Regions from separate parts of the Homo sapiens genome. Here region 2 is linked to region 1. The links are chromatin loops, found by intact Hi-C in ENCODE. Cell type or tissue: heart left ventricle. All regions are shown on one strand. Each heading gives the region's core, and the rest is flanking DNA. Links, peaks and the distances in the headings are about the cores only.

The links. Peaks named below come from ENCODE experiments on the same cell type or tissue, not always from the same donor. Only the 100,000 strongest peaks of a DNase experiment are listed, where the experiment ranks them.
Region 2: it touches region 1 in a loop (2.0-fold over the local background); 1 of 110 quality-filtered maps calls a loop at or near these places.

What each region holds. Positions count from the first base shown.
Region 1 is chr15:56,682,539-56,686,940 of GRCh38, reverse strand. All of the region lies in intron 9 of ZNF280D (zinc finger protein 280D), which reads left to right. Among named protein-coding and RNA genes, the nearest start is that of ZNF280D, 49 kb to the left of the region's middle. In heart left ventricle, for the core only: no CTCF peak of the experiment used is centred there; no DNase peak of the experiment used is centred there.
Region 2 is chr15:56,777,215-56,781,616 of GRCh38, reverse strand. No RefSeq gene overlaps it. Among named protein-coding and RNA genes, the nearest start is that of ZNF280D, 46 kb to the right of the region's middle. In heart left ventricle, for the core only: no CTCF peak of the experiment used is centred there; a DNase peak (open chromatin) is centred at 2,004.

The sequences.
Region 1 (4,402 bases), core at 245-4,244:
TTCTACAATAATTAGAAAAATATACTTATCTGAGACTATGTGTCAGACACAGTACTAAGCTTTAAATACATTATTTCATTAATCCTTAGAAAATTCTTTAAGATTATTTTTTCTCATTGTTGTATAACCAATTAACTGGCGTAACTAGCTTTCAAAACTCAGTTTCTTTAATGGTAAAGCCCAAGTTTTCACAAATCCTTTTTGTTTTGTAAAGTATAGGGGGTATTCAATATTATGTGGAAGATTGAAAATAGGTATATTACTTCTCCTTTGGGGTATGGAATTCGATATTTATCAACCAAATATAGCTTATTAATTATATTTATATTTCTGTGTCTTCACTTCCATTTAGTCCACTTGATCTGTCCTGGATTGGGAAACACCACATTTCAGTCCACAGCTTTCATTACCAGTATTTTCTTTCATATATTGCAATTTTGTTTCAAAGTTGTTGCTGTTGTTTATGATATAGAAGAATCTAGCTTTTATAACTATATTATGAGGCCGGGAGTCATGGCTCACACCTGTAATCCCAGCACTTTGGGAGGCCGAGGCCAGCAGATCACCTGAGGTCAGGAGTTCGAGACCAGCCTGGCCAACATAGTGAAACCCCATCTCTACTAAAAATACAAGAACTTAGCCAGGCATGGTGACACACGCCTGTAGTCCCACTGCTTGGGAGGCTGAGGCGAGAGAATCGCTTGAACCTGGGAGGCGGAGGTTGCAGTGAGCCGAGATGGCACCACTGCCCTCCAGCCTGGGTAACAGAGTGAGACTGTCTCAAAAATAAAATAAATAACTGTATTGTGAATGTATCCTTTAGCATTTTAATAAAATATCCTTTTCTTGGTTTTAATGGTTAGTGCCTTTTAGCCCAAATTCTACTTTGATGTTAGACTCACAACCCCTGTTATGGTTTCCATTTACCTGGTGTATTCTTTGTTTAGTCTTTTATTTTCAACTCTTCTGAATTACTTTGTTTTAGGTGTGCCTTTTGCTTTTAGCAAAGTTGATTTTTCTTTTGTGATCCTATATGAAAATCTCTTCTTTTAATAGTGGGTTTAGATTTACCAATATGATAGATTTATTTGGTCTTAGTTCTGTTAAAATTTTTCTTTCTCTCTTTTTTAAAAGCCTTTCACAATGTGGTTGCTTTATGTGTGTGTAGCTTAGGTTTCTAAGAGAGTTGTAGTTTTGTTCTCCTGATTATGTTTCTAATTTTAATGTATAACTCCACTAGTCTTCTATTCCTTTAGCAATTCTCTACTGTTCTTTTCTATGAGGAAGGATTAAAGTAGCATGAAACTTCCTGTTTTTAACCCACCCATCTTTCCCTTCTTTTTTGCTACTTGATTTTAGTCAATATTGTCTGAGCATTTGTTTACCTTTGCTGTCAAAATGTCTATACCTATATTACTTTATTTGGTGGCTCTAACTGATATTCCTTTATGAACTGTGAGGCAATCTATGAACTCTTCACCTTGTACTCTTTGTCCTTTTATCCTCTCCCAATTTTTATTTGTTCATTGTATTGTTTTTCCATTGTCAGGGCATATGACATTACATTTTTGTTTGTTTTGTTTTGTTTTGTTTTGTTTTTTTACCTTATGTCATATTTGTTTTGATCTTTTTCTACAGTAAATATAATCCACTGTTCATCATCAGTGTTTTTGTCATGGTTTATTTCGTTTTCTGTTTGGCTGAAGTTCATTCTGTAGTAATTTCATTTAGGAGGAGTCTGAAAACATCTTTCTGTGAGGTCGTTCATGTTCAAAGCAATTTGACTGTAGTCCATTCTGTAAAGACAGTTTGATCTAATATAAAGTAAATTGAATCCCACTATCAGGATTTTGTTGGTATAGCTCCCGTTTTCTAGTATTCAGTGTTGCTTTTGAGGAATCTGGGACAAGCTGAATTATTTTGCCTTTTATAAGTGGTTTGATCTTCTTGTTTGGCAGTCTGTAGCTTTTTGGTTGTCTACATTCTTTATGTTTTGAAGACTGATAATTTTATAATGATATAACTTGGTGTTGGGAATTTTGGGTGAGTCCTCTCTGGCATACACCTTGTTCTTTCAACCTGTATATTTGGATTTAGCACAGTTTATTTGAATTGTATTTTAAAATATTTATTCCATACAATTTCATCTCCAATATGAATTTGTTTTATCTTCTTTCCCTGACATATGTCTTTTTTTTTCTAATCCTTAATTTTTTTAAATGGACTTTTCTCCTACTAATATGTTTCCTTTATTTTATTTGCAATGTCTACTCACCACTGTATTCCTTCCTAATTTGTCTTCATGTCTCTGATTTTATTTTTTTCCAATACTTTCACCCTTGCAATGTCTACTCACCACTGTATTCCTTCCTAATTTGTCTTCATGTCTCTGATTTTATTTTTTTCCTATACTTTCACCCTTGATTTTGCCACTCTTTTTTTTCCTTCTAAATATCTTGTTGTCTTGGCATCTTTTCTTGCTTTGTGGTCTTCCAAATAGAGGCAGTTGCTTCATTATGTTTTTAAAATTTGTGGCTACTGTTTTCATCTGCAACTGCTCCACGGCAGCATAATTCTGATGTTTTTGTTAGAATTTTACATTTTTCTGTTATTTGCCTTCTTTTATTACATGGTATTTTTGTTTAGATGTGAGTGCCTATAGTGTTTAACAAGTTGGATTTTCTTGGGCCAGCTGTTTTATACAAGTTCCTTTTAGGAGGAAGCATAGGTTGCCAGGATAGTCTCACAGCTTGCTAGCTGGTTTAAACAGCTTTTTGCTGGGCAGAAGGCTTCCTGCAATTGTGACTTGTGTGTCTGATTCTTTATGTAGCACCGCCTTTCTGCTTCTCTGTACTGAATCAGGTCTGGGGTACTTCTGCTGCCATCCTTCTTGCCTCAGCTTCTGCACCTGTTTTTGCAAACAGAGGATATACCCTTGTGATTCAGAATATGTGTTTCACCTTTAAGATGTGTATTTTTACTGACCCTTTAAGATCTGTTACCACTGGGTCCCCTTTACTTCTCTGGTTTACTTCTAGCTAAATGCCATCTGCCCGATGTTGGCTTCTTTGAATAGTGCTTTCGTATATTATGGAGTCTGTGGCTTTTATCTGACCCTTAGTTTCAATGATAAACCAATTTGTGGAATTTGGTTGTGTAGCTTTTGGATGACTCTCAGGAGGAAAAGAGGAAAATGTTGACTGATGTTGGATGTTCACATGAGAAGCCCTATTTAACTATAAAAATAGGATCTCACCTCCTTTGCTCTGAAAAACCCACCTAAATTTTTAGGGCACTAACAAAGCAACAGAACATGGTCTGTGTACTGGGAGGAGTAAAGATAAGAATGATAGATAGATGGTGCCTGATATTTGTCAAACTATAGTATATGGCATTAAAGTACATATTTAATATTTGCAGAATCTTTAACCCACAAAAATAAGGGATAAATAAGGAGTTGCAGTGAAGATCTATTAATAAAACTAAAAGGTACCAGGGCTGAATAAAAGATGACCAGTTGATATTGTACCACAGCTCAGCTATGCCCCTCCGTAGCTTGCTCTATCCTCCTATAAAACCTTAAATCTAAGCTTGGTTCTCATCTCTTAAGGTGCTTATTTGTTTTTTTGGATAAGCAAGGATACTTTGCCGTTCTCAATGACTAAATCCTTCACCCTAATTCACTACAAGTTGTTGTCCATTTTTGGTTGTCAATGGTTTATTATTCAGCTCTTTTATAGAGATATGAAACATTGTTTAAAAGGTACTCTGTGAACAAAGTTTATATGTTTATTTAAAAAATCTGATCCTATCCTACTTTTCTGTTAAAAAAATAGAAAAACAGCAAGTAATTTATCATCTATTATGGGTATCATAATTTATAGCTATTTTAGGGTAATCTTTAATGTTCATAGACTAACTTTGCAATGTTATTTGATAATTTTACATTTGGGACAGAAGATTATCCACATTTCTAATTAAGGAGCCTATTCTATATTATATAATTTTTGTATATTTTAATTTTTCCTCAACCAGGCTTTATGAAATTTTATATATCACTTGATAATTAAATATATACATCAAGGCATATAAACATTTCCTTTCTATACATCTTGACGTGGACATGAGATGAATGATTTTTAGTTAAGGAACAGATTATTATTAAATATTTACATCTAAAAAGGCAAATTGCAAGGGTAAAGCTGTTAGAGCTATGGCCATGTCTTGGTTTTAGGGTTTCTCAAATCTTTTTGAATTTTTACATGAAGATAATAGGTGTTTATTATTTGAATTTTTAGACTATGTACATGCACCACAAATTTTTGGTGACTATTTTTCTAGATATATTACAAGCATAGTTTTAATGGTCTGGCCTTAGGTGTAAACACACAATCACTTTTTG
Region 2 (4,402 bases), core at 113-4,112, 95 kb before region 1:
ACACTGTGGTCAAATTTACCTACCTTAAACACAACTCAATTTTTTTTTTTTTGAGACAGTCACTCTGTCGCCCAGGCTGGAGAGCAGTGACATGATCTTGCCCCACTGCAACCTCCACCTCCCAGGTTCAAGTGATTCTCTTGCCTCAGCACCCTGAGTAGCTGGGATTACAGGCACCCGCCACCATGCCCAGCTAATTTTTGTATTTTTAGTAGAGACAGCGTTTCGCCATGTTGGCCAGGCTGGTCTTGAACATCTGACCTCAGGTGATCCACCCGCATCGACCTCCCAAAGTACTGGGATTACAGGTGTGAGCCACACTGCACCTGGCCAAACACAACTCTAATTATGACACTCATCTGAATAGAGCATCGATAGTTTTCCACAGTCTAGTGACAAAAGCCTCTAATTTGTGCTTATTTCACCAACGTACCTGTGTCCCGGCCAGACTCTCCTTTTGCTACCAGTGTTCCAAAATCCTAAATAGACCTTTCTACAATATTGACATAGTGTTTACATCTCACTGCCTTCAGAGACATTGCTCAAATTTTGTTTCTACCACCGAGTTTTAAAATTTTTTCACATAATTGGAGTGAAATAATCTTATTTTCCTCTACTCCTACTATAGCTTATTAATTTTACTCCTTTTTGCATTTTTAACTTCGTTCGTAAACAGCTTATTTGTAAGCTCCTAAAAGGTAGGACCATGACTTTTCATTTTGGAATCCCTCTATTATGGACATGGTATTGTGTCTGGAATTGGTGGGTTCTTGGTCTCACTGACTTCAAGAATGAAGCCGCAGACCCTCAGAGTGAGTGTTACAGTTCTTAAAGGCGGCGTGTCCGGAGTTTTTTCCTTCTGATGTTTGGATGTGCTCGGAGTTTCTTCCTTCTGGTGGATTCGTGGTCTTGCTGGCTCAGGAGTGAAACTGCAGACCATCGCGGTGAGTGTTATAGCTCTTAAGGCAGCGCGTCTGGAGTTGTTCGGTCCTCCTGGTGGGTTTGTGGTCTCGCTGGCTTCCGGAGTGAAGCTACAGACCTTCGCAGTGAGTATTAACAGCTCATAAAGGAAGTGTGGACCCAAAGAGGGAAGAGTAGTAAGATTTATTGCAAAGAGCAAAAGAACAAAGTTTCCACAGGTGGCCCCACAGGTTGCTACTGCTGACGCAGGCAGCCTGCTTTTATTCTCTTATCTGGCCCTACCCACATCCTGCTGATTGGTCCATTTTACAGAGAGCCCATTGGTCTGTTTTACAGAGAGCTGATTGGTCCGTTTTGACAGGGTGCTGATTGGTGTGTTTACAATCCCTGAGCTAGACAGAAAAGTTCTCCACATCTCCACTAGATTAGCTAGATACAGTGTTGATTGGTGTATTTACAAAACCTGAGCTAGACACAGAGTGCTGATTGGTGTGTTTACAAACCTTGAGCTAGATACAGAGTGCCCATTGGTGTATTTACAATCCCTCAGCTAGACGTAAAGGTTCTCCAAGTCCCCACTAGACTTGGAGCCCAGCTGGCTTCACCCAGTGGATCTCCCATCGGGGCTGCAGGTAGAGCTGCCTGCCAGTCCTGTGCGGTGCGCCCACACTCCTCAGCCCTTGGGCAGTCGATGGGACTGGGCGCCGTGGAGCAGGGGGCGGCACTCGTCGGGGAGGCTAGGGCTAAGCAGGAGCCCATGGTGGGGGTGGCAGGGGTGGCAGGGGTGGCGGGTCGGGGGGAGGCTCAGCCATGACATGGGGGGCTGCAGGTCCCAAGCCCTTCCCCGCGGGGAGGCAGCTAAGGCCCGGTGAGGAGGGAAGCGCTGGTGGGCCAGCACTGCTGGGGGACCCAGTGCACCCTCTGCAGCTGCTGGCCTGGGTGCTAAGCCCCTCACTGCCTGGTCGGCAGGGCCGGCCGGCCGCTCAGAGTGCAGGGCCCGCCAAGCCCACGCTCACCCAGAACTCTAGCTGGCCCGCGAGCGCATCCCTGGTTCCTGCCCGTGCCTCTCCTTCCACACCTCCCCGCAAGCCCAGGGAGCCGGCTCCGGCCTCGGCCAGCCCAGAGAAGGGCTCCCACGGTGCAGCGGTGGGCTGAAGGGCTTCAAGCACGGCCAGAGTGGGCACCCAGGCCGAGGAGGTGCCGAGAGCGAGCGAGGGCTGCGAGGGACACCAGCATGCTGTCACCTTTCAGTATCAGGTGCTCAATAAGTAAATGAATGATAAAAAGTCCAAATAATTGCACCTTGCTTGTCATTACTTTTTGTTCTCTACTTTACCTTTGCCCTAATTTCAAACATGAGTGACAGTAGGCTCACAATTTCAGCATTATACTTTCAAAAGTTTAAGTAAGTTTATTTTATCCCTCTATATTTCTCCTTATCCTCGTTGTTATATATTATGGTAGAAGAGCAGTAAATAAAACCATGCATTTTAAATATTTCAGCAGCTAAAAAAAATTAAGAATCAGTTCATTGCCCTGAAATAGAAAGCTCATTTGTTCACAACTTTTCCCACAAACGGAAAAGTAGTGCCTTCTAAAATGCTCAACCCCACAAACATTCCTTTAAATTCATAAAGATGCTCTGTAGGCAATGAATAATATAAAATGACCACACAAAAACAAAACAAAAACAAACTATCCCTGTCTTCAGCCAGGAATGTACTGGTGAGGGTGACCCTAAGAGATGCAACTCCAGGTCATTCCAGAAACTGATTTGAAAACAGCAAGGTTAACCTTTAAGTGGAGCAAGGACCAAACCCTGAGAAATAAAGCACAAGACCCAGAGCACAGGATGAGGCTGCTTTCCAAAGTTCCTAATCCACCTAGAAACCAGGCCCTCTAAAAGGAACCCAATCGACTTTGTTACCCTACTCTGAAACTTAACCAGAGAAGAGGAAGAGACTGAAAATCACACATCACACCTAGAGCCCAGACAAACTTTGTCTCAAACTACTGTCTGTTCTTGGGTGCCGTTCAGTTCCCAAAGAGAATTATTTGCTAAACATTGACTAAAGATTGGGTCCATTCATTCCCCTTAAAAAACTATTTACTACTCCTCAAAATTGCTACACCTGCCATCTCCCCTTCCCTTATGAAGGTGTATAAACATCTGGATCTCATTGGGTTATTGGCTAATCATTCTCCTACAATTTCCCTGTGCTAAGCATATTAAATACATCTGTATGTCTTTTCTCCTGTTAATCTGTTGATTGTCAGTTCATTTTCAGCAAACCTTCAGAGGGTGGAAGGAAACTTTCCCTTGGCCCCTACAGATTTTTGCTTAAGAAACATAATTTTTCCCTGCAGAGACTTGGTACATGTAGAGCATAAAAAATGTTTGTGGATTCAACTATGTATAAAAGAAAAAGATAAAATCATAATTAGCAAAGGGAATGAGGATATAAACCTTTCTAGGTCTTCTTAGGAGAGTAAAGATTTGGGGTCAGTGAGTGTATGTATCTTGAAAGATAGTCAAGTAGCTTATAGTAAGTGCTAAAGGAATTTGAGGGAAAGAAAGATTATTGAAGGTTGACAGAGGGAAAGAAAGATTATTGAAGGTTGACATGTATAATAAAACTTCAGAGTGGAGGTAGCTTTTGAGCTGTTCTTTGAAGAAAGTATTGTAAGGTGAAGGGAAGACATTTTAACTAGTCGAAATCACTTGACTAAGATGGGAAGGAACACAGGTGTTATGTATGGGGAGTCTGAACTTGGAGAATGGAAGGATCCTCTGAGGAGTAGTACAAGAAAAGGTTGGAAATAAGACTGGTGACTAGGCTGTAAGAAGACTGAATTTCAGGCTGAAGAGCATGGGGTGGGAAGGTATGATCCTTTTCCTTATCCATCATAAAGGTCACGGCCAACACCCCTATAACAAAAACAAGTTAACAAGAGAAAAGCATAACAAATTTATGTAATGGAAGTTTTATGTGACACAGGAAACCTTAAAAATGAAGACTCAAGGAAGACCCAGGAAAAACTTTTTTTTTTGTTTTTTGTTTTGTATTTGTTTTTGTTTTTGTTTTTTTTGAGACGGACTCTTGGTCTGTCGCCCAGGCTGAAGTGCTGTGGCGTGATCTCGGCTCGCTGCAACCTCTGCCTCCCAGGTTCAAGCATTTTTCATGCCTCAGCCTCCCAAGTAGCTGGGATTACAGGTGTGTGCCACCATGCCTGGCTAATGTTTGTATTTTTAGTAGAGGTGCGGTTTCACCATGTTGGTCTGGCTGGTGTCAAACTCCTGACCTCAAGCCTTGGCCTCCCAAAGAATTACAGGCATGAGCCACCATGCCCAGCTCTGTTTTTATGCTTAGGTATGATAAAGAATGCACAGCCATGTAGAAATGTGATTGGACAAAAGGGTTTGATCTAATGCTAATGGAGGGAGGATGGGAAAACCAGCAAGGCCTGTATATTCAGATTC